6 separate regions of the Homo sapiens genome follow, and regions 1, 2, 3, 4 and 5 are each linked to region 6. The links are chromatin contacts, found by Hi-C or POLR2A ChIA-PET in ENCODE. All regions are on one chromosome and are shown on one strand. The core of a region is the stretch at or near the end of the contact, and the rest is flanking DNA. Distances in the headings are between cores, read along the strand shown. Region 1 holds the start of RAB43 (RAB43, member RAS oncogene family). Region 2 holds the start of H1-10 (H1.10 linker histone). Region 3 holds the start of ALDH1L1-AS1 (ALDH1L1 antisense RNA 1). Region 4 holds the start of CNBP (CCHC-type zinc finger nucleic acid binding protein). Region 5 holds the start of PLXNA1 (plexin A1). Region 6 holds the start of SEC61A1 (SEC61 translocon subunit alpha 1).

Region 1 (4,067 bases), core at 779-3,278, 1.1 Mb after region 6:
AACAGGTAAACAGGAACCCTGCCCCCTCCCTGACCACCGTCAGCACTGGGCCACCACAGACACTCCAGACACAGACCGATAGCACATGAGGAGGACACCACTGCTCTTTAGCCTGTATTTTCACACTCCCATTTCCCTGCAGCTGCTGGCATCATCACTGGGCACACTCAATAACGGACACTCCACCCACTCCAGCCCTTCCCTGGCTACCTGCTCCAAAAGGGTGGTCCCGAGTGACTCAAAGCTGCCTTCTGCACCTTGCTCTTTTCCATCCACGGAGACCAAAACACAGACCCCAGAAGACGATTAAAATATAATAATAATAAAACCCCTCAGGCAGGAGTTTCTGCTTCCCCGTCACATCTACTGAGAGGCACTGTGGACACATAAAGACTGTTGACTTACTTTTTTCTCCACCTTGGGGCAGGAGGGAGGCAACACCCAGAAATTATCCCAATTTTATAGAAACAAAGACAAAGAGCTACATATCCTAGCCAAAGGCAACAAGGAGCAGGCCTAGAGCCACCCGGAGAGGCAGAGCCCAGCAGCAGCAAGGCTCCAGTGACTCCCATCTCCCTGGCAGAGATCGTCCCAGCCCTGTGCCCTGAGGGTGTCCTGAAGATCATGGGGGCTCGAAACCATGAAAGCAAGCAAAGATTTCTGTACAGTGCGGTTCAGAAAAGTTACTGAGTGCCTTCAGCCCAGGATCTCCTGGTTGATTAGGGAGTACTAACACCTAGGTTAAGAAACTCTGATTTCATTCATCACAAATATTTATCAAACCACTGCCAGGACATTGTGGCAACCACATCCTGCTGTTTTTATTCGGAGCCATTGCCAAAGCTTGGTTCTCTCCCCCACCTTCCGGTATCTGTGAAGTTTTCAGTTTCTATCAAACTCCAGCTGGGGGAGGGAACCGGGGCTGGCCCTAGTCGAGTAAAGTTCCACCACCAGGTCCACAAAGAGACTGCAGGGAGGCGTGGCCAGGCCGGAAATTCTGACAAAAAGTTTTGGCCCTCTGGTCCTAAAAGCAACTACTTCCTGATCGCTCCTAGTCCTGGGGTGGGGATGCAGTTCTCTGGCTGAGTGCCCCGCCGGTGGGCTGAGCTGGGGGCTGCCATCGCGGTGGATGGAGGTGGGGGGTCTGATCTCCGCACTCCAAGGCGCTCCGCTAGTACCTGGAACAGGGGAGTCTAACCCCCTGCCTTCCAATGGCTAAAGTTATTTTGGAGCACAGTCCCCTCCTAGGGTGTGAGCTCCGGAGGGCAGGGCCGCCTCCTCCACACTCCCTCGCCCCCCCCCCCCCCAGCAACCCACGGCCGGCGCTTTGAGGACTTGAACCCGGCCCAGACCCCGGGGCCCAGGCCTGCTCCGACCCGAGGAAGGAAAAAGGGGAAGCCAAAGGAAACTTCAGATGGACGCGGGGTGCGCTCGCCGCGGCCAGGGGCTCCGCTGCCCCCGCCCCACCCTCCGAGGGAGCGCCTTCCAGGGGCCCTGGCCGGCCTCCCACCTTGACCCGCTTGCCCTGGATCTCCAGCGTCTTCATGGTGAAGTCGACGCCGATGGTGCTTCCCTGGCGCTCCGAGAAGGCGCCGGTCTTGAAGCGCTGCACCACGCACGTCTTGCCCACGCTTGCGTCGCCCACCAGCACCAGCTTGAACAGGAAATCGTACTGCTCGTCCGGGTCCCCCGGGCCTGGGCCCGGCCCTGCCATGGCCTAGAAGAAGCCGAAGGGCCGGCGCTCTGGACGCTGGGACCGGCCTGAGCTCACGCAAGCCGCGGGCCGAGCTCCGCCCGCTCCAGCCCACGGGCCGCCTGGCTACGTGGAGCCGCCGCAACACCTGAACCCCCAGCACTGCCGACCGCCTGCCTCGGCCTCGGCCCCGCCCCACCCCGGCTGGCTCCCGCCCCGGCCCGGCTCGGCCCCGCCCGGACCCGGTGCCCCGCGGGTTCGGCTCCCCCCCGGACCCGCCAAGCCGGGCCCTCCGCAAAGCTCCGGCCGGTCCTCAGCTCCGTGCCACACCAGTCTGGCCTGTAGGCCCGCCCCAGCCCGCCCCCGCCCGCCCCCGGCTCCGCCCTCAGGCTGGCACCCACTCCGCCCCCAGCCCAACCCTCGGGCCCACCTCAGCCCGACCCGGGTTCCGCCTACGTCCCCGCCCCCGACTCCGCCCTCAGCTCCGACCTCGACTCCGCCCCCAGGCCCACCTCAGCGCGCCCCGACTCCGACCCGACTCTGCCCTCAGCCCGACCTCGACTCCGCCCACAGGACCACCTCAGCCCGCCCCGACTCCGCCCTCAGCCCGAACTCGACTCCGTCCCCAGCTCCGACCTCGACTCTGCCTTCAGGCCCACCTCAGCCCTCCCCGACTCCGCCTTCAGCCCGACCTCGACTCCGCCCTCAGGCCCACCTCAGCACACCGCCCCGACTCCGCCCACAGGCCCACCTCAGCCCGCCCCGACTCCGCCCTCAGGCTCACCTCAGCTCTGACTCCGCCCCACCCGACTCCGCCCTCAGCCCCGACCCCAGCCCGACCCCGCCCTCAGCACCTCGGCCCCTCCTCCATCAACACCCCGGCGCGCCCACACCGCGGATCCGTCTGGCCCCCAAACCGCTGCCCACCCCGACCCTTCATCAGCTGGGACCCCCAGGTGCTGTCCCGCGCCTCCTGCTCGCCCCCCACCCAGGCCTGGTCCGCCTGCCCGGGATCCCCTACCTGCTGCCTCCCAGACCGCCGGTCAGGGACAGGCGGAGACCATGGCTGGAGCTCCGGGCCTGCAGGCCTAGACTAAGAATGACCCCCTCCGGAATGGATCACGGAGGAAGGGGACGACCACAGCAGTGTCACCTGAGTGCCCACTCTGACAGGCGGGCAGTGCAGTCTCCGAGAGTGGTGGGGGTCGCTCTTCCCAGGGGCGGAAGGGAAGGGAGGGAGCAGGCTGCAGAAGGCCAGAATCCAGGCTGGCTACAAAACTGCGGAGGAGCCCAAAATCCTTGTGAGGAGAGGACCCAGGGCCCCATTTGATGGGAAGCTAGGCCAGAAGGAGGAGCTGGGAGCTCTTGTCTCCAAAAGGCAGCCTAGCAGTGGTTGAAGCAGCTGCTAAACGGCTGGATGACCCAGCTCAGAGCAGCTACAGGCCCATTTGGGAAACTGACCCAGCCAAAAAGCACCAGTCTAGGAAGAGGAACAGAAAAACTTGAAGGGATTTCTGAGGAAGGGCAGACCAACTCCTGAGTTGGCCCAGTGAACCAGGGCGCCTCAGAGAAAGGAGACCCAAACATCTGTAAGAAGCTTATACTAGATCCAACAGGACTGGGCTTCCCAGCTCCGAAGATGGGAAGGAATTGACAGCACCCCTTACCCCTCTAGACAGCTTCCTTGTGGCACTCCAATTCCAGGTATTCAACATATTTAATGAATGGCTACTACAGGCGGGCATTGTCCTGGGGCCTTGTAATGCACCTGTGGACAAAGCAGACAAAAATCCAGGAGAAAAGGGGAAAGTCTTCAAGCTGAAGGAGACTTCGCAGAGAGCAAGTCCCCCAGTGCCACTGTGAGGACCCCAGCCAACCTTTCAGGTCAAGATAGAAAGGGACTGAATGAGCAGTCTGCAAAGGCAGACCCCGTGGAGAAGGCAGAAGAGTTGTTTCTTCTGAAAGTTTGAACTCCACTCCCATGGGAAATACCCAACAGAATCAGACAGGAAACCCCAAAGTGCCACTGAAAAGCAATTGAGAGCCCCACTTTGGTACACCTGATGGGAGCGGAGAGTTAGAGAGGCAGGAAATAACCTCCACTCCAGGGTAGAAGTAGACAGGAGATGGGATGGAAGGTTTCTGCATGCTGGGACTAGCTCAGGTCAAAGTCCAGAACTCCAGAAAACAAGGCCTGCCCCCAGCTCAGAGCAGCTACCACAGCACAAAATGGTGTGGAATCCAGGAGCCAGGATGAAGCGTAGGGGTAGACGGTGGTTGGATAGCTAACTGGCCTTTCCACTGCTCTAGCCTGGAACTGGTTGGGCTGGGGCAGGGGACATGTTGGTCTGAGTATAGATTTTGTCAGAAAACC
Region 2 (4,074 bases), core at 1,415-3,914, 1.3 Mb after region 6:
TCATTCACCATCTCCACACTAGCCAGGGAGCTTGGGCAGGGCAGGCACCTGGACTGGTTTTGTCTACTGCTGTGTCCTCAGAGCTTGGCCCAGGACAGGGCAGGTAGGACTCCCACTGGCACCTGGCTCTGCAGTTCAGTGAGGCAGGAAGCAGCAGGGAGGAAGCCACAATGGGTTATGAAGATTTGCAGAGGGAATGGAGTGGCAACTCACCCAGGCGGCAGAGAGGTCTGCCAGGCCCAGATCAGGGGTAGCAGCAGGCCTGGGCTCCTCTCCAGCAATGCTCCCTCCTCTCCAGTCTATGGCCAGGAGGTCCTGCCTCCACCTGTAGTTTCTGCAATTTCTTACACAGAGGGTAAAACGAGCTCTCCTGCATTCTCACCTAACTCCAGTCACTCACGCTGGTATGAGTATATATCCACTGTTTCAGAAGCTTCCCTGTTTCCACTGCCCTTGGGGGCCTGTTTTGCAGTTGTCCATTTTTAGGGACATCTGTTAGAATAGACCTTGACCTATTGCCCAACTGGACAGACAACTATCCCACATGCTGGATACCAGAATGTCCCAGGGCTGGAGATCCTTCTGCTCCTACTAATTTTCCCAGCAATCCTTTGGGTCCCGTTTGCACTCTAGCTTAACCAATAGGCTCAGAGACAGCAAATACCCTTCTGAGACCACACGTTGGATTGTGGTCAGGAACTCCACTCTCTGGCCACCACACTTCGTCCTGGTCACATCTCACTCTAACCCTCGCTGGAGTCAGAATGACTAAGTTTACAGGCCAGTCTGGTGTGACTTTGTAAGAACTACCTCTCTGGAGGCCAAGTTTAGGTCCCTGACCATTAACTCTGAAAACCCATTAATCCCCCCTCCTCTCCCCTCCCCCATCCCGCTCCCCGCAATGGCCGATGGACCCCCTGTGGGGGCAGATAGATCCATCCCTCCTAAGGGACCGATCCTGTCTATCTCCCTGTCCCAGGTACTTTAAGTTCGTCCCAAGCCAGCAATTCCCACCCCTTGCTGAAGGCCCCTGGCTCCAGGCCTACCCTGGCCAACAGATCTGGGGTATAAGGACCCGAGGGGCCCGCCATCCAACCCCGCGTGCCGAAGGCGCCCATCCCTATTCCACTCAGATTAAACGAGAGAGGCTGAAAGGTTTAAACGCTTTATTGTGCCCAAAAAAAGGCCCATGGAATGAAGGGAAGAGCCGCGCAGCCCTGAGCCCGGAGCGATTGTTTGTCGCGCACCCAAAGGCAAGGAGGGTGGGGAGCTGGGAAAGGATGCGCGGCCTCCGCGTCCCCGCGCGCCTGGGCCCGGCCAACCAGCGACCCCGCCCGGTGGGCAGGCGCGGCCTCGGCCATCGGCGCCTAGGGGCCAGTAACCATGACGACGGCCGTTGCCAAGGCCGAGAGCCAATAGAGGCGTCGCCGGGGCTGTTTCAAAAACCTAAAGCAAACAACGAAAAACGCTACATCGTTGGGGGAGGGGAAAGACTGAGAGGACCCGGGGCCCCTCCCTGAGGCTCAGACCAGGCCTCGCGGCCCCGGCCGGCGTGAGCCGTACAAAATCTACGTCACTTGGGGTAGAAAAACAAAAACACCGAAAAGCCCACGCCGGCCGCTCTGACCGGCCGACACGCTCACTTGCGGCCCTTGGGCACTTTGGGGACGCTGGGCTTGGCCGCCTTCTTCACCTTCTTGCCCCCGGCGGCCGCCGTCTTCTTGGCCTTGCCGCCTTTGTCCTTCTTGGCGCCAGCGCCCTTCTTGTGCGAGCGCTGCTCCGGCTTCTGGCCCCTGGCGGGCTTCTTGTCCGCGCGCCGGGAGCCGGCCGCGCCCGGGGCTGCCTTCTTCGCTTTGTGCGCGGTGGGGGCCGGGGCGGTGGCGGCCGCCGGGGCTCCGCGCCGCTCCCCGCCGCCCTCCAGCTTCTTGCGGTTGAGCTTGAAGGAACCGTTGGCGCCGGTGCCCTTCACCTGCAGAAGCGTGTCGTTCTGCACCAGCGCCTTGATCGAGTACTTGAGGTAGGTGCGCCCATTCTGCTGGTCGAACCACGGAACCTTCTTGGCCTCGGTGTAGATCTTGGCCAGCGACGAGCCGTTGCGCTCGCCCAGCCTACGGATGGTCTCCACCACCAGCTGGCTGTACTTGCCCGGCTGGTTCTTCTTCTTGCTATTCTTCCTCTTCTTAGATGGGGACAACGCCGCCGAGCCGCCAGCCTTGGTCACCTTCTTGGCCATTCCCTCGGCGGTCGTCACTGGCAGGGCCTCCTCGAGCTCCACGGACATGGTAGCAAGAGGATTGGTGGCGGGCGGCGCGCGGAAGCCGGGGGGCCGCGCCGGGAAGAGGAAGGCGAGGGGCCGAGGGGGTGCAGGGGGGCTGGGGGCGCGCGGCGGCTCCAGGCGGGAGCGGCCGCGGCCGGGCCTGGGGCCGGGCGGCAGGGCTGGGGTGGGGGCCGGGCCGGGCCGGAGCGAGGGTTGGGGGGCCCGGAGCCGGGGCCGGACTAGGGGACCGAGTTGGGGGTCAGAGACCGAGTCCGAGCCGGCGGCTGGAGCTGGGGACGTAGACCTAGGCCGAGCCGGAGCGAAGAGAAATCCCGCCGAACGCGAGACACCGCCGCCGCAGCTTCCACTGGCGCCTCTGGAACTCGCTGGGCGTGCGCGCTGCGCTCTGGCGGGAGGGCGCTTCTCTCGGCTTTTTATAGCTTCATGGCGGACCACGTTGAGAACAACAACAGCCTGGTCCGGGGCCAGCGCCAACTTGTGCTTCTTGGAGCCCCTTCTCCGGCCGCTGGCTTCTCGGACCGCGCCTCTCCAGCGCCGCCGCGCCCGCAGCGGGGCGCCCCGGACAGGGCCTGAGCTCCCGGCGCAGTGGAGAGGCGACTTGCGTCCTGGAAGGGCTCAGCAAAGGCGAACGGAGAGGTGCACCCTAGGCTGCGGGAGCGCGAGAGGAGGGGGGCACCTCGTTTGGAGGCCAATAGCGCGGGCCCCAGAGGAGGCCCCACGGCCGGGAGCTTGGCGGCCGGCAACCCAGAGAACGCCACGGGCACCCGAGCCTTGTCCCGGCCCGGGGGGCTCCAGGCCTGCCCGCAAGAGGAGCTTTAATTTGTCCAAACTAACACAGGGCGCGCCCTCACGTGGTCGGCTGGGGCAACGTGAACTGCGCTAGGACATCCTCGGGGGTTTTCCGCCCCATCCAAAGGGGATGGCGGATGGGAGGCACTCTCCAGCTGCACCCCGGGTTCTGGTTGTGCCTCTGGGAGCCTAGGCACAACCCGGGGAATGGAGGACTACGGCAGGACCTCTCTAGGGACACTGCCTCGCCGCTCCCCCCACCCTGTTGCCGCTGATGTTCCCAGGGCCTCATTTTGTAATCCACAAGTAGCTGCCGCCGGTCCCCCCAAAGCCAAATGGGGGCTCCAGGGTGGGACAGGGTGGGCGGGGGTGAGGCTGTGACACCCAGAGGAATTCCTGTGAGAGGATGGGGAAGGGATTCGCTCTTAGTTCCTGGGTGCACCCCTCCCCCTCTCCCGTGCACAGGGAAATGATGGCGGGAACACAGCAAAGGAGACCATGTCCTGGAGAGGGTCCCGGGCCCCACCCTCCCCGGGGGGGCTTGTGCAAGGCTGGCGGCCCGATCTCTGCTGATTCCAGTATTGGGGGTGCAGAGAAGGCACAGGACAGTTTTTGTTGAAGCCGTTGCAGCCTCCACTTGGGGAAGCTGAGGCCAGGGTAAGATGCTCGGGTAGGAGAGGGGATCCCTTTGGGGGTAGGTGATGTAGGGCACAGGAGTGGGGCTGGGGCTGGGGGGTGGCAGGGTTGCAGGCAGGAGACAGTCTCCAGAGGCCCAGCATAGAAAAGCGATGGAGGGGTGAGGGGGGACAGGACGCTGGCGAATTGGGGTTCCCAGAGTGAGAGACAGGAACATTTACAGGTGGACAGAGTAAAAGGCCCTGAAAAGGGGGTGGGTTGGTGCATTTGTGGCCTTGGGCCCAAGCAGGCTTCTCTGGGTGAGGGCTAGCAGCACCTCCCCTCTTCTCCAGCTCACCCCTTTCACACACACACACGCCCCCCATTTTGTC
Region 3 (3,712 bases), core at 859-3,358, 2.0 Mb before region 6:
ATGGCCAAAGGCCCCTCAGCTCCACCTGAATGTTGGAGTGTTTGCAAGGAGAACATGCTCCAATGTCCCTGTGTCACTGACAGCTCGTGCAGATGAACAACCAAGCACAGGCTGGAGGAGGCTCCTGTGGGAAAGTGGGCTGTGGGCCAGGAAACCTCTAATCCCAGAGCCCCAGGGAGGAGCCAAGATGCCAGAAGATGCCAGTGGAGGCATTGCCTCCAAGGTCCCCACAGAGGACATTGGGCAATGTCTGCACATGGTTTTGGTTGTCCCGACAGGGGGTGATACAGGACAGCCCCCCAAAACAAAGAACTGCCCCACCCCAAATGTCAGTAGTGTGGAGGCCGAGAAACCCTGCTATGGGGCAGTGGTCAGAGACCCTTGTGCCTTGAAAGGGGCTAGGCTGGGCAGGACAGGTTGTGGACCACCTGGGGCCACAGTTCAGAGCCACGCCTGAGTCTGTGAGGCTGCCCACCCTCCCAGCTGCCAGCATGGGGTTGGGGGGTATCCGCCCCCATCAGACTGAGGAGGAAACGGACACTCTGTCACCCAGAAGCATCCCTGTGTCACCCTGTGAGGTTGGCCTTGGACCCAGGCCTCTAGGCGCCCCGTCAGCACCCCAGTGCGAACACATCCTGCCCGGGGACCTGGACCCAGCAGCTCACACAGACCAGGGCTCGCCCAAAGGCAGGCAGGCAGGGCCACTGCTGACCACGCACCTGGCTGGTCGTGATTCTGGAACTAATGGTTTCTGCCTGGCAGGGAGGCCGCCAGGACCTCTGGGCTTCACCCCTCCCCACCTTCACAGGGGACCTCGCCTCAGTGGGAATGTTCTGGAGCCGGAACCCAAGGTTGGAATCCCAGCTCCTCCCCTTTCTAGGTCTGTGACCTTGGAAAAATTAAACTTTCTGTACCTCTGTTGCCTAATCTGTGAAATGGGGTAATACTACCTACTGTGTAGGGCTGTGAAGATTAAATGGAGTCATGCATTATCATCACAGGGCACCTGGCCCATCCTCAACCCCAGTTCAGACTCCTCAAAGCCCTAAGGTTTCAGATCAATGGTCAGAACCACGAGGAGGACCTGCTAAAGACAAGTATGGGGACCCACCCCCAAGGTTTAGGATTTAGAAGGTCAGGGTGGGGCTGGGGAACCCGCATTTCTAGCAGATCTCAGGAAAGGCAGTGCTGCTGGTCCTGGGACCACAGTTTGAAAACCACTGGTGTAAAAAAAGCCTTCTAAAAAAAAGTGGGATTTGATCACTAAAGTCATATGGAAAAAACTGGAAGAAAGAGGAAAAAATAAACAAATAAATAACGGGATTTTAAAGAGACCTATCCCACCGGCTCTCCTGGATGGAGAGAGTGTGGGACTCTGAGACAGACTCCCGGCTGGGCACCCCCAGGAGGTTTTCTTCACCAGAGGTTTGCACCGAGCCCACCCAGGACAGTGGGCTGAGCCTGTGGTAGAGGCTGGCGGGAGGTCTGGCTGAGGCAGCGAGGGGTCCCTGCGCGCGGGCGCTGCAGGAGTCACGCGTGTGACATCCAACCAGGAGCCGTGCCCTGAGCAGGCCAGGAAGGAGGAGACAGGGCCGCTGAATGCACACCGCAGCGGTGTGGGGAGCGGCCTCAGACACCTAAGGGTAGGACCGGCCGGCTCCCCCGCGACCCCCAGCGCCTGGGTTCTCTCCCGGCCTCCCCGAGGCGTGGCCTACCCCAGGCATGGCCCCACCCCGCCCCAGGCCGCCCCTCCGACCCCTCGTGTTTACCTCATCTCCCGCGCGCCTTTCCCCCACCGAGTCCCCCAAATCCCGGTCCCCACCTGACTCCCCCTCCCGCCGAGCCCCCAGGGCCCGGCGCCCGGCTCACTCGCCTCCCGCGCACCCACTCCCGGGCGCCCTCTCCCGCGCGCCTCCCCGACCCCCCTTGGGCCCCAGCTGACCCCACCTTCCGCCCCAACCCCGCCCGGAACAGGGCCGCGCTTACCGGGTCCCCTCCCAGGCGGCGGCGGGAAAGAGGCGGGCGGAGGACGCAGGGGCGGGCCTGCGGCTCAGGCAGGAAGCGGGAAGGCCGGGCCTCCCTGGCCCCGCCCCGGCCGGGCGGCCGGACCTCGGACGACTTGGCGCTCCGGGACAGCAGCAGACGCCCAAGCTCCGGCAGCGCAGAGCCCCGCCGGGGGCCCGGGGGGCTGGGAGCCGGGGATCGCGGGGACGGAAGTGGGGGACCGAGTCTCGCGAGCCCGGGCCCTCCTCGCAGCTGGGGCCCCACTGGCGCCCCCGCGGGAGCGCTACGGGAGAGGCGCCTATGCGGCTGCAGGTTTTATTATGGAGCTGTCAAGGTAGAAAGGTACGGAGAACGGGAACCCACCGACAGCCAACTTCCCTTGGGACCCGCCTTTTGCTTTAAAAACAACAACGACAAGTCTGTGCTTCACCCCACACATGCCTTTCGTTTTCCCTTTTTTCCCAGAGTAATTTTAAAGCATCCCAGTGGATAAATTCTCCTTTAAATACTCGAGTATGTTTAATCAGTAAGGCCTATTTTTTTAAACATTCTCATAGTATTACGGTCACACCTAACGAAATTGGCAATTCCCAGTCCGGGCCTGAGGGAGGCCTGATGGTTCACAAGACTTGGTAAAATATATCATTATATTTTAAACCAAAAAATAAATGATAAGGCACCTCCCCGTTCCCAACCACCAAATCATCCGAATGGACTTCTTCCTCAGCCAGGACTTTTAGAATTTAACCTGAAAAACTGGTTCAGGCCATAAGGGGAAGTGGAGGCCGAACATGCCTCATTATCCCTCTCCTGCATTAACATCAACACAGACTTTAAGTCTGATAAGAAACATTTTACAGCCTCTTCTCTCTGAAGCCTGCTACCCTATCCGAATACTTCATCTGCGTGATAAAACACATTGGTCTCCACAACCTCTTAACCCAGACATTCCTTTCTTTAATCCCAGGTCTTTGGACAAACTCAACCAATTGTCAACCAGAAAATGTTTAAGTTGACCTATACCCTAGAACCACCCTCCCCCTCTTTGAGTTTTCCTGCCTTTCTGGATCAAACAAATTTATTTCTTAAATGAACTTAACTTGAAGTCTCATGCCTCCTCAGAATGTATTAAACCAAGCTGCACCCCGACCTCCTTGGGCACATGTTCTCAAGACCTCCTGAAGGCTGTGTCACTGGCTGTGGTCACTCATATTTGGCTCACAATAAATCTCTTCAAATATTTTACAGAGTTTGACTCTTCCACAATAATTTGGCACCCAGCGTGGGGCCTCAGAGAAGACTCAGGACCCCAAAGGAGTTGCCTGAACTCGGAGCGAAGATACCAGTGGGGCCCATTGAAGCCTCCCAGACTTCTAGCTTCTCCCCCGATGGAACTGGTTAAGTTCTCCTGAGCCCCAGATCGCCCTTTGGTTGACAGTCCTTCGTTTAGTGTGAGCTGGTTTTTCTCCTAGGAAGTTGTTGTTTAAGGATTCTAATTCTAGTTCAGAGACACATTCTAAAGGGTTTTCTTTATTGCTTTTTCTCCCAAAATTAATCTTGATTCGGCTTGTCTGCGCATTTGTGTGAGGAATTGAACTGTTGTTTTCATAGGTAAATGAGAGACTGAGTTTTCTCAACTCCAAAGAGAAAGGCATTTGCTCCTCCCAGCCAAAACGTGCTCCTGGGTGACTGGGGGCCTTGTGGGAGT
Region 4 (4,150 bases), core at 516-3,015, 1.1 Mb after region 6:
AACATAAAATTGCTAATTTAAATTCGAATGGAAATAGTAACTGGTTACGTTTCACTCCAAAATTGGGTCAAACAATAGGAAAGGGGGAAAAATCTACTTTTAAAAATGTAATTTAAAAGCAAGATGGGGATATTCATTAGACCTCCTTCACTTTGAGAAAGACAAAAAACAAATTCAGTTTTGGCTTATCTCACCTGAGTCCTTCTGAATAATGCCTGAAACACACTAGCTAAAATCACAGACGATTACTGAGCAATGTTCTCTTTTTACAAGACCCCCAAGACCAGAAACAGTCACTTCCTTTGGAAGTGCCCTGTGGCTGAGGCCATATGGTTAACATGTGGGAACAAGCACAAGCCTTACCCATAATAAAATCAACACCTAAACCCAAATGTGGACCATTATGCCATTCTAAAACAGGTTCTCACGATATGGAAAAATCTAGATGGAGGGGAGCTAGTTGAATTTCGTGTCTCGTTTGTAATTACATCTGTTTCATTAATCCAAGAAATGATGCAGACTACCGCCCGCTGCTGTGGTTTTGGAGGTTTGACAAATTCGTGTTTTTTCTGGTAATGGCGCTTTTAAAGGATCCCAGCAACTTAAATAGTGTTAACTCTTGGAATGTGAGCCCCATCAGCCCCTTTTGGAATGGTAATGTAACACAAGCAACTTAGTATTTAAATGACGATAAAAATTCAAGAATCGGAAAACTATCAAGGATAGGGAGTATAAACTCTAAAAGCTCCCAAGTCTTCCAGCAGTCTCGCCACTCCAAACACAAAGGCTTCTTCAGGAACCCTTTGTTGTTGTTTGTTTGTTTGTTTGTTTGTTTTTTTAAGACGGAGTCTCTCTCTGTTGCCCATGCTGGAGTGTAGTGGCGCGATCTCGGCTCACCACAACCTCGGCCTCCGGGGTTCACGCGATTCTCCTGTCCAGCCTCCCGAGCTGCTGGGACTACATGCGCCCGCCACCATGCCCGGCTAATTTTTTATTTTTAGTACAGACCAACTTTCACCATATTGGTCAGGCTGGTCTCGAACTCCTGACCTCGTGATCCGCCCGCCTGGGACTCTCAAAGTGCTGGGATTACAGGCGTGAGCCACCGCGCCCGGCCTAAGAACCCTTTTCTAAGGCCCCCAAAACCCTTGGCACATGGCCCGCCAGGCGCACGACCCCAGCACATGGCCTGCACGACTATACCCACCCCATCCCCCCTTCATCCGCAGCCGGGAGCCTTTCCCCACCACACGGACTCCTTCCAGTGAGTTCCCGCCAAATCCACCCTCGGTCCCTCATTCCGCGACCCTCGAAGCGTCAGGGCCTCGGCCCCAAGGGCGCACGGGCGGGCCTCCTCTGCCCTAAGCCTGCGGCCTGGGGTGCGGCCGTGGCGCCGAAAGACCCGCATGCTCGGCGACCCAGCTTTCCAGGACGAAGAAAGGACAGAAGTGTCGTCCGACAGCGGTGCGCCAGAAACCCGGGTCCGAGGCGGCGGCAGCAGCCGAGCTTCCCGCCTGACGCAGCAGAGGCGCAGGCCAAAGTGCGGCCGCCATCGCCACCTCGCCGCTCCCTACCCTCTCTGTCCGCCACAGACCCGACCCGCACTGCGGCTCCGTCAGCGCCGGGCCCCTCCCCCAGCCCTCACCTTCCGCGTCGGAGCGGGCCCGCAGCGGCGGAGACTCGGACGCAGGCCTGGGGAAGACGGCTCGCAAGGTAGAGGCTGTTTATTTTGAGGGTCCTTGCCTGCGCCACACGCGGGTCTGCACACGGCCCCACATACGCCGCTGCGCACGGCTCTCCTCCGCCTCGCCCACGCGGCCAATCAGCGCGCGGGGTTCGGCAGTCCAATCAGAGCCGCCCGCGGCAGGGCCGCCCACTAGAGCGCGGCGCGGGGCGGGTGTTTCTGCGCGCAGCGTCTTTTCCCGCCGTGCCCCGCGCGCGGCCTTTCACGCCGGGATCCGGGTCCCGGTGCTTCTCGGTTCATTCCCAGCTGGGTCCGGGCCCGGCCAGACTGGGTGGAAATCTGGCTGACCTTGGTGGTCTGTCTTGGCCAGCTGGAGCAAAGGGATGCCAGGGGACGGGTCTCGGTGCAGTGACTGCCATTAGCTTGGGGCCGCAGAAAGTTTCTCCCCTTTCTCGGGCTCCTGCCAGGCCCTTGGCTTTCAGAGCCAGGCCCGATTTCTAGATAACATTTAAGTTTGCAGAAAAGGGGATGCCAAGTCACGGTGGTCACGGCTGTGGGATGCAGCCTCTGAGATTTGTATTAATTTTTGTGAGCCGGGGAAAGGCCTTGCTGCTTTCTCCGCCAGGACTGATGTGTCTTCCCAAGATGAAAGTGCCTGGTAAGGGCGAGGGGCCTCCCTGGGAAGGTCATGAGCATGTAAGGTAATGGGGCCTAGACTGTGACTTTTGGCACGTTTATGAGTGACATCCCCCGGGAGGGCAAGGATAACCATTTGACCTGGTCTGTCATATTCAGGAATAGACTTCAGTTTAGTTGTGGTATTTTCTCCAAAAGAGATTTGTGTATATAGCCCTAGATAGTCTTGTCAAGATTAAACCCAATTTAAACTGTTAACTATAAAATATTTTAGAATTTTGTCTCATTCTAGAATGGCTTTATTCGAAACAAAAAAAAAGGAAGAGTCCCAAGTTTCGTCTCAGTGAAACCTGCCAGTTCAACACTATGATTTATTTTTCTTTTTTTCTTTAATTTTTTTTTTTTTTAAGAGTAGGGTCTTGCTCTGTCGCTGGGTTTACAGGCATAAGCCACCAATCCCAAATCCCGGGGCTATGATTTTTGAAATCATGTTCGTGAGAAGGCAGAGCACATGTGTTGAGAGTCAGACTTTAAACCTGGGTTCAAATCATTAGTGCTTAATCATTGTAAAGCAGTTAGGAGGTTGCGTTCAACATAGCAATTATCAAAGAATGAATGTATAACTTTAAAGACCAATGATATTTTAAACTTTTTTTTTTTTTTGAGAACGGAGTCTCACTCCGTTGCCCAGGCTGGAGTGCAATGGCACGATCTCAGCTCACTGCAACCTCCGCCTCCTGGATTCAAGTGATTCTCCTGCCTCAGCCTCCCCAGTAGCTGGGATTATAGGCATGCGCCACCACGCCCGGCTAATTTTGTATTTTTAGTATAGGCGGGGTTTCTCCATGTTGGTCAGGCTGGTCTCAAACTCCCGACCTCAGGTGATCCGCCCACCCAAAGTGGTGATCGTCCTCCCAAAGCACTGGGATTACAGGCATGAGCCACCGCGCCTGGCCGAACTTTTTAAATTTATTTATTACTATTTTTTGAGACAGGGTCTCCCTCTGTTGCCCAGGCTGGAGTGCTGTCTCAGCTCACTGCAACCTCCGCTTCCCATGTTTGACCAATTCTGCCTCAGCCTCCTGAGTAGCTGGGACTGCAGGCGCCCACCACCACGCCTGGCTAATTTTTGTATTTTTAGTAGAGATGGGGTTTCATCATGTTGGCCAGGCTGGTCTTGAACTCCTGGCCTCAAGCGGTGCTAGGCCAAAGTGCTAGGATTACAGGTGTGAGCCACTGCACCCAGTGCCCCCAAAGTGCTAGGATTACAGGTGTGAGCCACTGCACTCAGCCTTAAACATTTTTTTAATTAAAGCAACCTAAGGTAAAATTTTTTAACCAAATTTAACCCATTCCCAATCAGATTGAATAAATGCCTAGCAGCTTATGTGTTGTGCTAAAACACGATATATTATCTGCCAATAAAAAACAGTATTTTGTATTTATATAGTTTTATTACCAAGAAGCTTACTCAGCTTTATGATTTCCCCTTTGTAATCTGATTAACCTTCATAGTATCTTGAAGTAATGTATAGTGTAGCAATCAGACACTTAGGTAGTGACTTCGTGAGCTCTGACAATGAGTCAATATAATGCAAGAGGCTATGTATGAAGTCCAACCTGGGTGCGTCCACACCACACCAAGAGGACAAGTTAAAATTACCATATGGCCAAAAATTAATATTTTCTGACTTATTTTTGTTTACCATTCCAACCATAGTACTGTATAAAATGTTTGCTATTCATTATAGACCCAGGAATGGAATATTCCTAATATTAAAACAAAAATTTCAACAGCTATAGAAAATGAAAGTGAGTGTGAGATAGAGA
Region 5 (4,186 bases), core at 173-2,672, 1.1 Mb before region 6:
AGACGGTTTTGCTGTATCTCCTGAAGCTAGACAAATCCTACCCCGTGACCCTGCAGACCGTCCCTGGATCTAAAGGTGCCCACCGAGAGGCACACACAGGATGCTCATCACAGCTTTGCTCATCATGGCTCCAGATAGGCGACAATCCCATGTCCATCGGCAGGAGAATGGGCGAGCAGGAGCCCAACAAAACAGGCTGCGAAGACGATGCCTGCGAGCAGCTGCCCTGTGCCCTCACCACACAGAGCAGACAGAGCAAACAGCACAGGCTGAGTGACCCCGTTTCTGTAATGCCCAGAACAAGCCACCCAAAACAGCGTCCCATTCTGGGGTGCAAATATAAGAGGTCACACCCAAAGAAAAGCACTTAAAGATGAACACAAAAATGAGGGTTGTGGCTGCTCCTGGGGAGGGAGGAGCGGGGTGAGACGCGGAGGGACACCTGGGCCCGGTATGAGTCCATTCCCTTTCCCTGTTAACCATGTGAACTGTAGAGAGTTCCTCTTCTGTAGGGGTGACGTGATTCACACAGCAAAAACCGCACCCCTCAGGCTACAGATGGGGGCCAAGTCCCCAGCCGGGACTCAGCCCTCCCACGACGGGGTTTTCCTGGCCCATCTGCTCTGTTATCGATGCTCCTGTTGCCGGCTTCCCCTTCCTTGGCCTGGTTGCGTCCACCGGGAGGCCCTCCCGGATGCCTCCTGCCTGGGAGTGGCGGTTGTGAGTACAGTAACTGAGTGCTGGGTGTCTGCCCCTCAGCCTTGCCATGCAGGCTGGGGGTATTGCCTGGACAGCTCTGGCCCGTCACCCTGGATTCTGCAGCCCCACACCTCACACCGTGTAGATCCGCTGCCCCACGCTACAGCCGGAGTTCGCGTCTCGCCACGCCTCTGCCGCGGGACTTTCCTCCCTGGGCTGCGTCCCCAGCCGGGAATGCGCCACCAGCCTGGGGCCTGCAGGGGGCGCCCGGGCTCCCCGCGCAGGTGCCCGCCCATCTGACAGAGCGGAACGCGCGAGGCCGAGAGCTGGGAACACCCGGCCCCGCAAGGTCTGGGAACTGCGATTGCCTCCTTCAGCCTCAGTTTCCCCCCCCGTGAAAGGAGGCCATGCTCCTAGCCTGGGCACACTGAGCCAGGCCCTGTTCCTGGGGTCGCGGGCTAGCCCGCTCGAGAGCGGGGGGCTCCCGGAACTGCCCGCGCGGCCCCGGCGCCCAGAGAGTTGAGGCGGGCAGCCGTATCGCCCTTTGAAGACGCGCGGTGGGCCCCTGCAGGCGCGCGGCGCGGGGCAGAGCGCCCTCTGGAGGCCGCCGCCGGCCCCGCCCCCGCCCCGCCCCCGGGCTCTGGGCGGCGCATGCGCGCGGCGCGGGGCTCCGCGGGCGGCGAGAGCGAGGCCGGTCCGCAGCCGCGCGGCGCTCGGCGCCCCATTCATGCTGGGCATCGGCTGCGCGGCCACGCAGCGGAGCCCGGGCGCGGCGGCGGCCTCGGCCTGGGCGGCCTACGCGGCTTCGGCGGCCCCGCGGCGGGGCGGACGGCGGCGGCGGCGCGGGCGGCTGGGCGCGGCGATGGCCGGCGGCGGGGCGCGCCCCGGGGCGGCGGGTGAGTCGGGGCGCAACTTTCCCCGCGGCGCGGGACGGTGGGCGGGGGCCGGGCCGGGCTGGGGTCCGGGGCCGGGCGGCCCGTGGGTGGGCGCGGGGCGGCCTCCGGCGGCGGCCCTCTCGTGAGGCGGCAGGCAGGGGGTGTGCGCGGGGACTGCGGCGCGCGTGGGGACTGCGGCGCGCGTGTCCGCGGCCCGCGTGTCCCTGCGGCTCCGGCCCAGGCGTCCGCGTGTGTCCGGGCGCGGTCGCGGCGCCGACGCGGAGAGACCGCACCCCCGTGCGGCGGGGCTGGGACCGCGGCCCGGGATCCAGCGCCGCGGCCTCCCCCGCCCCCCGGCCGGGCCCGCCGAGCCCCGCGGCAGCTCCGGGGTGGCGGGGGGCGGGCGCTGCCCCTCCACGGAGGCTGGGGAGAAAGTTTGCGGCGGCCCCGCGGGGAGGCCCCTGCGGTGTCCAGGCCCGTCCCGGCCGCTGGACCTCGGCTCAGACCTCTGGCCGCGGGCGAGGACGGGGTGGCCAGGCCCGGATAGGGATCGGAGCCTCCCAGCAGGGCCGCGGGGGCCGGAGGAGGTCGTGCAGGCTAAGCCCCCGGCCGGCCCTGGGGCGCGGGGTGGAAGTTGGAGCGGCTTCCCGACCACAGCTGCCACCGCTCCCACTGGCCCGGAGTGCGGGGAGGTGGGCTCTGGGTGCCGCCCAGGAGGCCGCCCCGCTCGGGCCTCCTTGGCCTCCCCCTCTCGGGGCCTCTCCAGGGTCAGCCGCTTCTCCCGGAGGCTTCCGATTGCTTCCTGGATAGTCCCGGGCCTGATGTGCGGCGAAGCTGGAGGCAGCGGGCCGATCCCGGGCTGCCAGGGGAAGGGGGAGTGGGGACTCCAGGGAGGCCCCTCGGTCGGCGTGAGGTCCCAGGTGCAGCCCTGGAAAGGAGGGGAGGGGCTCCGAGGGGCGGCCCCGGGCGGCGATCTGCCCCAGGCTCCTGTGTGGGGTTCTGGGGCCACGCCCCTTGAAAGAAAGGGGTGTGTGTGCCGGGGAGGGGACGTGGTCGAGCCTCTGTCCCCTCAGCGCGGCTCCTGTGGCTCAGGCTGCTCCGTGCTGCCCCATCTCCTTTCACACGTAGCCGGTTTGGGGGTCGGTGCAGGGATGGGGCGCAGTTTCTGCTCCCCGGGCCCTTGAGGAGCTTGCCTCAGGTCCCCTCGATTTCCTGCGGCTTGGGGTGTGCGGCAGAGGCCAGGTGCTGCACCAGGGGCACCAAGATGCTGCCCGGCCCTTGAGGAGCACCCAGCCCCCTGCCAGAGGCAGGCATGTGAACCAGTGATTCGCTGCAGGGCCAGGCTTCCATTCCTGGGGGGTGCCAGTGGGGCCCAGGAAGGGCGTTTTGGGCAGAGGACAGCATGGGCGGAGGCCTGGGTTTGTGGCCTCAGTGTGTGCTCTGGGGGTGGGGGACACATGAGGTGCCTGTGGACAAAGCAGACAGCCCTTTGCTGGACTCCTGGCCCCCCAAGGTCGTTGCCTGCCTGTTTTGAGCCCCCAGGAAAGCCCCCGTGCACAGAGCAGCTTAGAGCAGCTGGCCGGGAGGAGCGGGTGCCCCAGGGGAAGGCCTGCAAAGGTAGGCACTTTTTCTCAGGAGCAGGACTCCAAGGCCTTCAGAGCCGGATCCCCTAGGACTGGTCGGGAGCAGAACCACTGGGACCACCTCCCATGACCCCCGTTGTGGGGGAGGCGGAGTGCCAGGAGCAGCTGTCTTCCCCCCCGGCTGCTGTTGTGAGCCACTGGGCAGGATGGCAGCCCCACACCCCAACCTGCCTGAGCCATAGCAGGATCTGGCGCAGGAGGACTTGGGGGGATTGGACTCTTCCTTGTGGGGAGGGCTTTGGGGGCCTTTGTTTCTCAGGGTGAGAAGGAGCTTTGGTGTCACTCAGGCCAGGAAAGGGAAGGGGACACTGTTGGCTTGGCGTTCCACCAGGCGGCGATCCCCTCCTGTCCAGGAGAGGAGCCCCTGGGCTGGGGCTCCTGCACGCAGACCGCGGGGTCTCTCTCCGCCTCTCTCTCCCTGGCTAGCCCCATCGGCATCCCAAGGCCAGTCTAGCCTCCCCTGCCCTGGCTCTGGCTCTGCCTCAGCCTAGAACAGCTCTGGCCATGCCGGAGAGCCACAGCCGTTCCTACTGCCCTCTGCACAGCCAGTGTTTCCCACCCCAGGCCTTTGCTCCTCCTGTTCTGCCCCCCACCCCCACCACGAATGCCCACCCTCCTGCACCAGCTCCCAGGCTACCTGGTCCTCTCTTGAGGCCTTTCCCCGGCCACAGTGGCCAGCTCTGCTCCTCGGTAGAGTGCAGCATCTGCCCATGCTCCCCTCCTAGCCCCGGCATGGGCCCCTGGCACCCTGGCACCTGGGCCCAGCTTTGGAATGAATGCATTTTTTCCTAGGCAGACCCAAGCCTATGAGAGTTGAGCCCTGCAGGCTGGCTGGCTGGTCCAGTCTCTGGAAGCTCGAAATTTGGGCCCTGCCCTGCTGGGACTAGTTGGGTGACCTTGAGTCTGAGCCCCAAGTCTTATACCCCTAAGGTGGAAGAAGTGGCCCAAGCATTGTCACTGGCCTTTATT
Region 6 (4,094 bases), core at 242-2,741:
ACTATTTACCCTCGAAATATTTCAACATTTTAACCATCAATATGGTGCAGGGTGCATAATGGCTAAATATCGGATCTAGTCTATATGCTGAACTTAGTCCAGGGGCTGCCAGTTTTAGCTTCAGGCCAAAACTCCAGAAGAGATCATCAGTGGGTCCTGGAAGTGAAGATGGGTTGCATTTCAGACTCTGAATAAAGAGTCAATGTCTTCTTTTTCCCCTTTTTGGTGGGGGATGGATATCAAGTGATGTCACACCTAGACCACTTCACTGAAGTTACCTGCCTGTTCCCAGTAGTCCTTTGAATTTTCCACCAGTGGGTTTGTATTCCAAAAAAGACTTCCTGTCCTGTCCAACTTTCTGAGCCAAGAATGTACAAAACCTGATTATCTGCTAGAAATGGGTGAGAATGGAAAAATCCAAATAGTTGACACCTAAATTAAAAGCAAAAAAGCATCTTGCCACATATGTACCCTCAACTTCTACCTGTCCTGGTCAAGGTTTAGCTCCATGAAACCTTGCCTGATCCCACAAGGCGTGCCCACCTCCTCCCTGCTAAATGCTCACAGCATTAAGTCTGTTTCTCTTAGATGACATCATACCTACTGACTACAGATGCCTGAAAGTAAATTCCAACCCCCAGCCCCAGCATCCCTTGCCCTACCCGTTATCCCCCTTTCCCACACCGATCTTAGGCAATCACACCGCCATGCTTTGCCCACAACAGTCTCCTCAACCTGTTCCCTCATTCCTTCTCGCCAGAATCTATCAAGGCTCGGCACAAAGGTACTCTCCCAGGAGGCCTTCCTGAATTCTTCTGTGAGGCAGACTACTTCCCGAGCTGCCCCGGCCCTTCTCCGGCCAAGTCTCTCCAGAAACTCATCCCATTCGTTCTCAGATGGAAGGGGACCCACACCCACGACAAGCCTCCGGGTTTGCTTAATGACTCAGACAGCGAGGGTGCTCGGTAAGCCCCACCAGCCCGCGCCCTACTCAGCAGGTAATGACGGAGACCTACTAGGTGACGGGCGCCGCGGTAGACGCTGGGATAAGGTCCCTGCTCCAGGGAGCTTACGGTCTATTCACTAACGTCAAAGAGCAGTGAGTGCTGTTACGTGTATGGGAGCCACCAGGGTCTCCGCCTGCCTGCAGGGCCACGCGCGCACTCGACGCTTCGCGCCTGCCTCAGTTTCTCCGTGAGGCCGCACAGCCCCAGTCTCGGGAGGCGTGACACACCCTCCCCGCGCGCTCTCGCGTTACCAAGTCTGCGCAGCCGCACACCCCCAGTCCCGGCGGGCCCCGCGCGCCAGGCCCCTTCCCGACAGGCCCCAGGAGCCCCGCTGCATGCCGGGGCTTGAGGTCTCGGCGAAGCGGCGCGGCGCGGCGAAGCGCGGCGGCCGGCGGGCGCGCGTGGCAGGAAGCGGAAGCGATCCGAGGCCCGGCCCCGGCCCCGCCCCGCGCCGCGCCGCGCCGCTTGCCGCCGGGCTAGCACTGACGTGTCTCTCGGCGGAGCTGCTGTGCAGTGGAACGCGCTGGGCCGCGGGCAGCGTCGCCTCACGCGGAGCAGAGCTGAGCTGAAGCGGGACCCGGAGCCCGAGCAGCCGCCGCCATGGCAAGTGAGTCCTGTAGGGAAGCCCTATTGAGGCCGGGACGGAACAGATCCCCCTTCCCCACACCCGTGCGGTCGGGCGCCCGCCGGCCAACCCTGACCGGCCCCCTGCAGAACGCGGCCCGTGCCCCCGGCCCTTCTCGAGTATCCCCACGCGTCCGGGGTGCGGCCGGCTCCCCTGGCCCCTGCTCTCACTCGTCGTGGGCAGAAGGCGTCCCTGGGTAGCGCGGAAGGTTACTTCTCTGTGTCCCAACTCTTCCTGTTTTGTTTCTCCCATCAAAGTCAAATTTCTGGAAGTCATCAAGCCCTTCTGTGTCATCCTGCCGGAAATTCAGAAGCCAGAGAGGAAGGTAAGTACCCCAAATCGCCAACAAAGAAGGTTTCAGGAAACTGTCTGGACTCTGGAAGTTTACAGTATGATTAAAAATGGCTTCAGCACGGCAATGGAAACTCTCCCTTCTCTTCCCTTGGAGTGTAGTTGTGCTCTGTTATTCCGGAGAGCTGTCGAAAGGTGACCTGGTTGTGTGGAAATTTCCACTGAAATCACTGTGCTTTATTTGGAGCATCTTTGGTGGATGTTGCTCCGAGAACAAAGCCTCCGGTTGCCCTGTCCCAAAAATGGATCCGGGCCATGAATGAATAAGGCCTCAGTTAGGATAGCAGATTGAGTTACCCTCCCTTTTTCACCTCCAACGGGAGCAGATCACGGGTTGGTTTTTTTTCCCAGGAGATGCCCTTTGTATCCAGCTGCTAAAGGGAAGGGCTGTCACTTTAGTATTTACAAATGATTTTGTACCTTTTATGTAGGCTGTCACAATAGGGGGAATAAAGGCTATTCTTTTGTGAAGTCTGCTGCTTTTCACAGACGGTGTATTAAAACAAGGAAAGATTAAATTTAGAGCTGTGCTGAATCAGAAATTGTGTGGAGTGAGTGTTGCCAGTGTAACTACAGCTGTCAACGAAAAAAAGTTTCATTAGGTTCCTAGGTTAGAGAGTGGGGAATAAAATGTTTGTGTCCTCACATTATTTTTCAAACTGTTGTTAAAGCATTCACATGGACACTTGGGTGCTTGGAATCCACTTTCATTTTTTTACGTAAAATAGTTTCATATAAATGCCCATGTGCTGCTTTTAATGGACGAATTTGTAAAGCTTTACCCCCTCAATTCCAGTGTAGCGAAGGGGCATGGCTCTGGAGGCAGGCAAGCCTAGGTCCCACCCTTTACATAGCACCTTAATAGCTATGTGACCTTGGCCTTGTAACTCAGTGTGGTAGACGGAACAAGGGAAATACGTGCAAGGTATAGCAGTGGCTCAGGAAGGGATTAACTCTGGGAGACATGATGTCTTATGGTGGTTTTGAAGGAGAAATAGAAGTCTCCTTGAAGGGACGGAAAGGAATTCCAAATAAAAGGAGTATATAGTTTGCAAAGGCATTGGTGACAAGAGTGTAGCATGTTTGGATGGGAGGTTATTAGATGTAGTTGCTATTGATAGAACATAATTGTAGGTGGGGAACATTAGGAGATGAATAACAAGGGCCAGACATGAGAATGTCACTTTGGAAGAAAAGGAGAGGACTAGAGTTGGTTTAGAGGCTTTTCACATCAGAGGATGAACTGTGGTACTGAGCAAGAATGGATTTAGGGGCTACTAAGAAGCAGAGGAGACAGGACTTGGATAAAGAGCTTTTGGGGTTTTGATGTTAAATTTGATTGTAACCAGGAGAGAGGACTTGGTGATTAGAAAGGGAGTTTTGAAAAAATTGTCTGCTCTTTGTTTCCCATCAAGATTCATTTCAGACAGGTTACTCTGAAATGGCGTTGCCTTCTCTTGGCCACTTTCTAATTTCTTAGTGTGGTGGGATGGTAGGTGGGAAGAGGACCATTCTCAAGAGAAGAAGAGTCCTGTGAATGCCCCCAGCTTTGGATGGAGTATCTGAACACTGATTCACCCACTGTTGTGTGGCCGTATGACTGTGTCCTACTTTGCCTGCATGTATAGTTAGAGGACTGTGACTCCAGTTCTGGCCAGAGGGCCAGGAATGCTGACTCAGTGCCTGCCTAGAAGTGTTTTTAAAGAACACAGTTTTGTCACTTAATACTGTCAGTCTCTCACAAGGTATTTCAACCTCAGAATCTTCCGTCTGTACAATAATTAATGTTTGTTAAGCCCTCTAAAGCCATTAATGTAGTGTAGGCAGCAGGTATTAGTGAAGACACTCAGTTTCAGAGGCAGAAAACCTGGAAGAGTTCCCACTCTACTCTTTAGTGACAGAGGTTTTGGGTGGGAGGTTTTCTAATGATACTTAATACTTAATAGTCATCTTTACAGTGATTCTTGTCACCTATGCAACCTATGTACCTGAGAAGATGTGAAAATCCTTAAACAAATGTTACTAGTAGGTTAAACATGCAACTCTCCTGCCCTTCCCCAATATGGTTTATTACACTGTTTTACCCTTAATTCATAGAAAATACACTATTG

What was found. A loop is a pair of places that touch in the nucleus more often than their neighbours do. ChIA-PET counts read pairs that join two places held with the same protein, here RNA polymerase II (POLR2A). Pooled maps may share reads with other maps.
Region 1: a loop to region 6 is called in a pooled map, with 14 times the contacts of the local background. The contact joins the promoter of RAB43 here to the promoter of SEC61A1 in region 6. A Hi-C loop is called at or near these places in 1 of 37 single-sample maps with no recorded cell type and 8 of 50 pooled maps. POLR2A ChIA-PET finds 5 or more read pairs at or near these places in 1 of 52 experiments (PC-9).
Region 2: a map of naive thymus-derived CD4-positive, alpha-beta T cell shows a loop between it and region 6 (9-fold over the local background). The contact joins the promoter of H1-10 here to the promoter of SEC61A1 in region 6. A Hi-C loop is called at or near these places in 1 of 168 maps with a recorded cell type or tissue (naive thymus-derived CD4-positive, alpha-beta T cell), 1 of 37 single-sample maps with no recorded cell type and 8 of 50 pooled maps.
Region 3: a loop to region 6 is called in a map of CD8-positive, alpha-beta T cell, with 9 times the contacts of the local background. The contact joins the promoter of ALDH1L1-AS1 here to the promoter of SEC61A1 in region 6. A Hi-C loop is called at or near these places in 2 of 168 maps with a recorded cell type or tissue (CD8-positive, alpha-beta T cell and heart right ventricle), 1 of 37 single-sample maps with no recorded cell type and 10 of 50 pooled maps.
Region 4: a map of CD8-positive, alpha-beta T cell shows a loop between it and region 6 (12-fold over the local background). The contact joins the promoter of CNBP here to the promoter of SEC61A1 in region 6. A Hi-C loop is called at or near these places in 3 of 168 maps with a recorded cell type or tissue (CD8-positive, alpha-beta T cell and naive thymus-derived CD4-positive, alpha-beta T cell), 2 of 37 single-sample maps with no recorded cell type and 9 of 50 pooled maps. POLR2A ChIA-PET finds 5 or more read pairs at or near these places in 2 of 52 experiments (activated CD8-positive, alpha-beta T cell and activated T-cell).
Region 5: a map of CD8-positive, alpha-beta T cell shows a loop between it and region 6 (37-fold over the local background). The contact joins the promoter of PLXNA1 here to the promoter of SEC61A1 in region 6. A Hi-C loop is called at or near these places in 7 of 168 maps with a recorded cell type or tissue (B cell, CD4-positive, alpha-beta T cell, CD4-positive, alpha-beta memory T cell and 3 more) and 17 of 50 pooled maps. POLR2A ChIA-PET finds 5 or more read pairs at or near these places in 1 of 52 experiments (activated T-cell).

The regions. Positions count from the first base shown.
Region 1 is chr3:129,119,776-129,123,842 of GRCh38, forward strand. It overlaps RAB43 (RAB43, member RAS oncogene family), which reads right to left and starts at 2,029. Exons shown (of 3, transcript NM_198490.3): 1 at 1,511-2,029. The coding sequence starts at 1,714. The region is part of intron 11 of ISY1-RAB43 (ISY1-RAB43 readthrough); the gene reads right to left. RefSeq lists an enhancer at 113-1,058 and silencers at 1,839-2,018, 2,039-2,258.
Region 2 is chr3:129,313,622-129,317,695 of GRCh38, forward strand. It overlaps H1-10 (H1.10 linker histone), which reads right to left and starts at 2,665. Exons shown (of 1, transcript NM_006026.4): 1 at 1,150-2,665. The coding sequence starts at 2,281. The coding sequence ends at 1,640. H1-10-AS1 (H1-10 antisense RNA 1) reads left to right here and starts at 2,650. Exons shown (of 5, transcript NR_026991.1): 1 at 2,650-3,724. RefSeq lists silencers at 1,204-1,493, 1,874-2,003, 2,804-3,143.
Region 3 is chr3:126,082,107-126,085,818 of GRCh38, forward strand. ALDH1L1-AS1 (ALDH1L1 antisense RNA 1) reads left to right here and starts at 2,109. Exons shown (of 8, transcript NR_190231.1): 1 at 2,109-2,346. SLC41A3 (solute carrier family 41 member 3) reads right to left here and starts at 2,018. Exons shown (of 11, transcript NM_017836.4): 1 at 1,987-2,018. RefSeq lists silencers at 1,666-1,775, 1,816-2,365.
Region 4 is chr3:129,182,131-129,186,280 of GRCh38, forward strand. CNBP (CCHC-type zinc finger nucleic acid binding protein) reads right to left here and starts at 1,766. Exons shown (of 5, transcript NM_003418.5): 1 at 1,646-1,766. It overlaps LOC105374101 (a long non-coding RNA gene), which reads left to right and starts at 1,944. Exons shown (of 2, transcript XR_924469.3): 1 at 1,944-2,342. RefSeq lists an enhancer at 2,100-2,189.
Region 5 is chr3:126,981,693-126,985,878 of GRCh38, forward strand. PLXNA1 (plexin A1) reads left to right here and starts at 1,423. Exons shown (of 32, transcript NM_032242.4): 1 at 1,423-1,595. RefSeq lists enhancers at 179-228, 489-818 and silencers at 869-1,088, 1,189-1,418, 2,434-2,513.
Region 6 is chr3:128,050,946-128,055,039 of GRCh38, forward strand. It overlaps SEC61A1 (SEC61 translocon subunit alpha 1), which reads left to right and starts at 1,492. Exons shown (of 12, transcript NM_013336.4): 1 at 1,492-1,614; 2 at 1,890-1,957. The coding sequence starts at 1,608. LOC102723759 (a long non-coding RNA gene) reads right to left here and starts at 1,230. Exons shown (of 4, transcript XR_007096073.1): 1 at 1,017-1,230. RefSeq lists a cis regulatory region at 1,057-1,673 and a silencer at 1,166-1,805.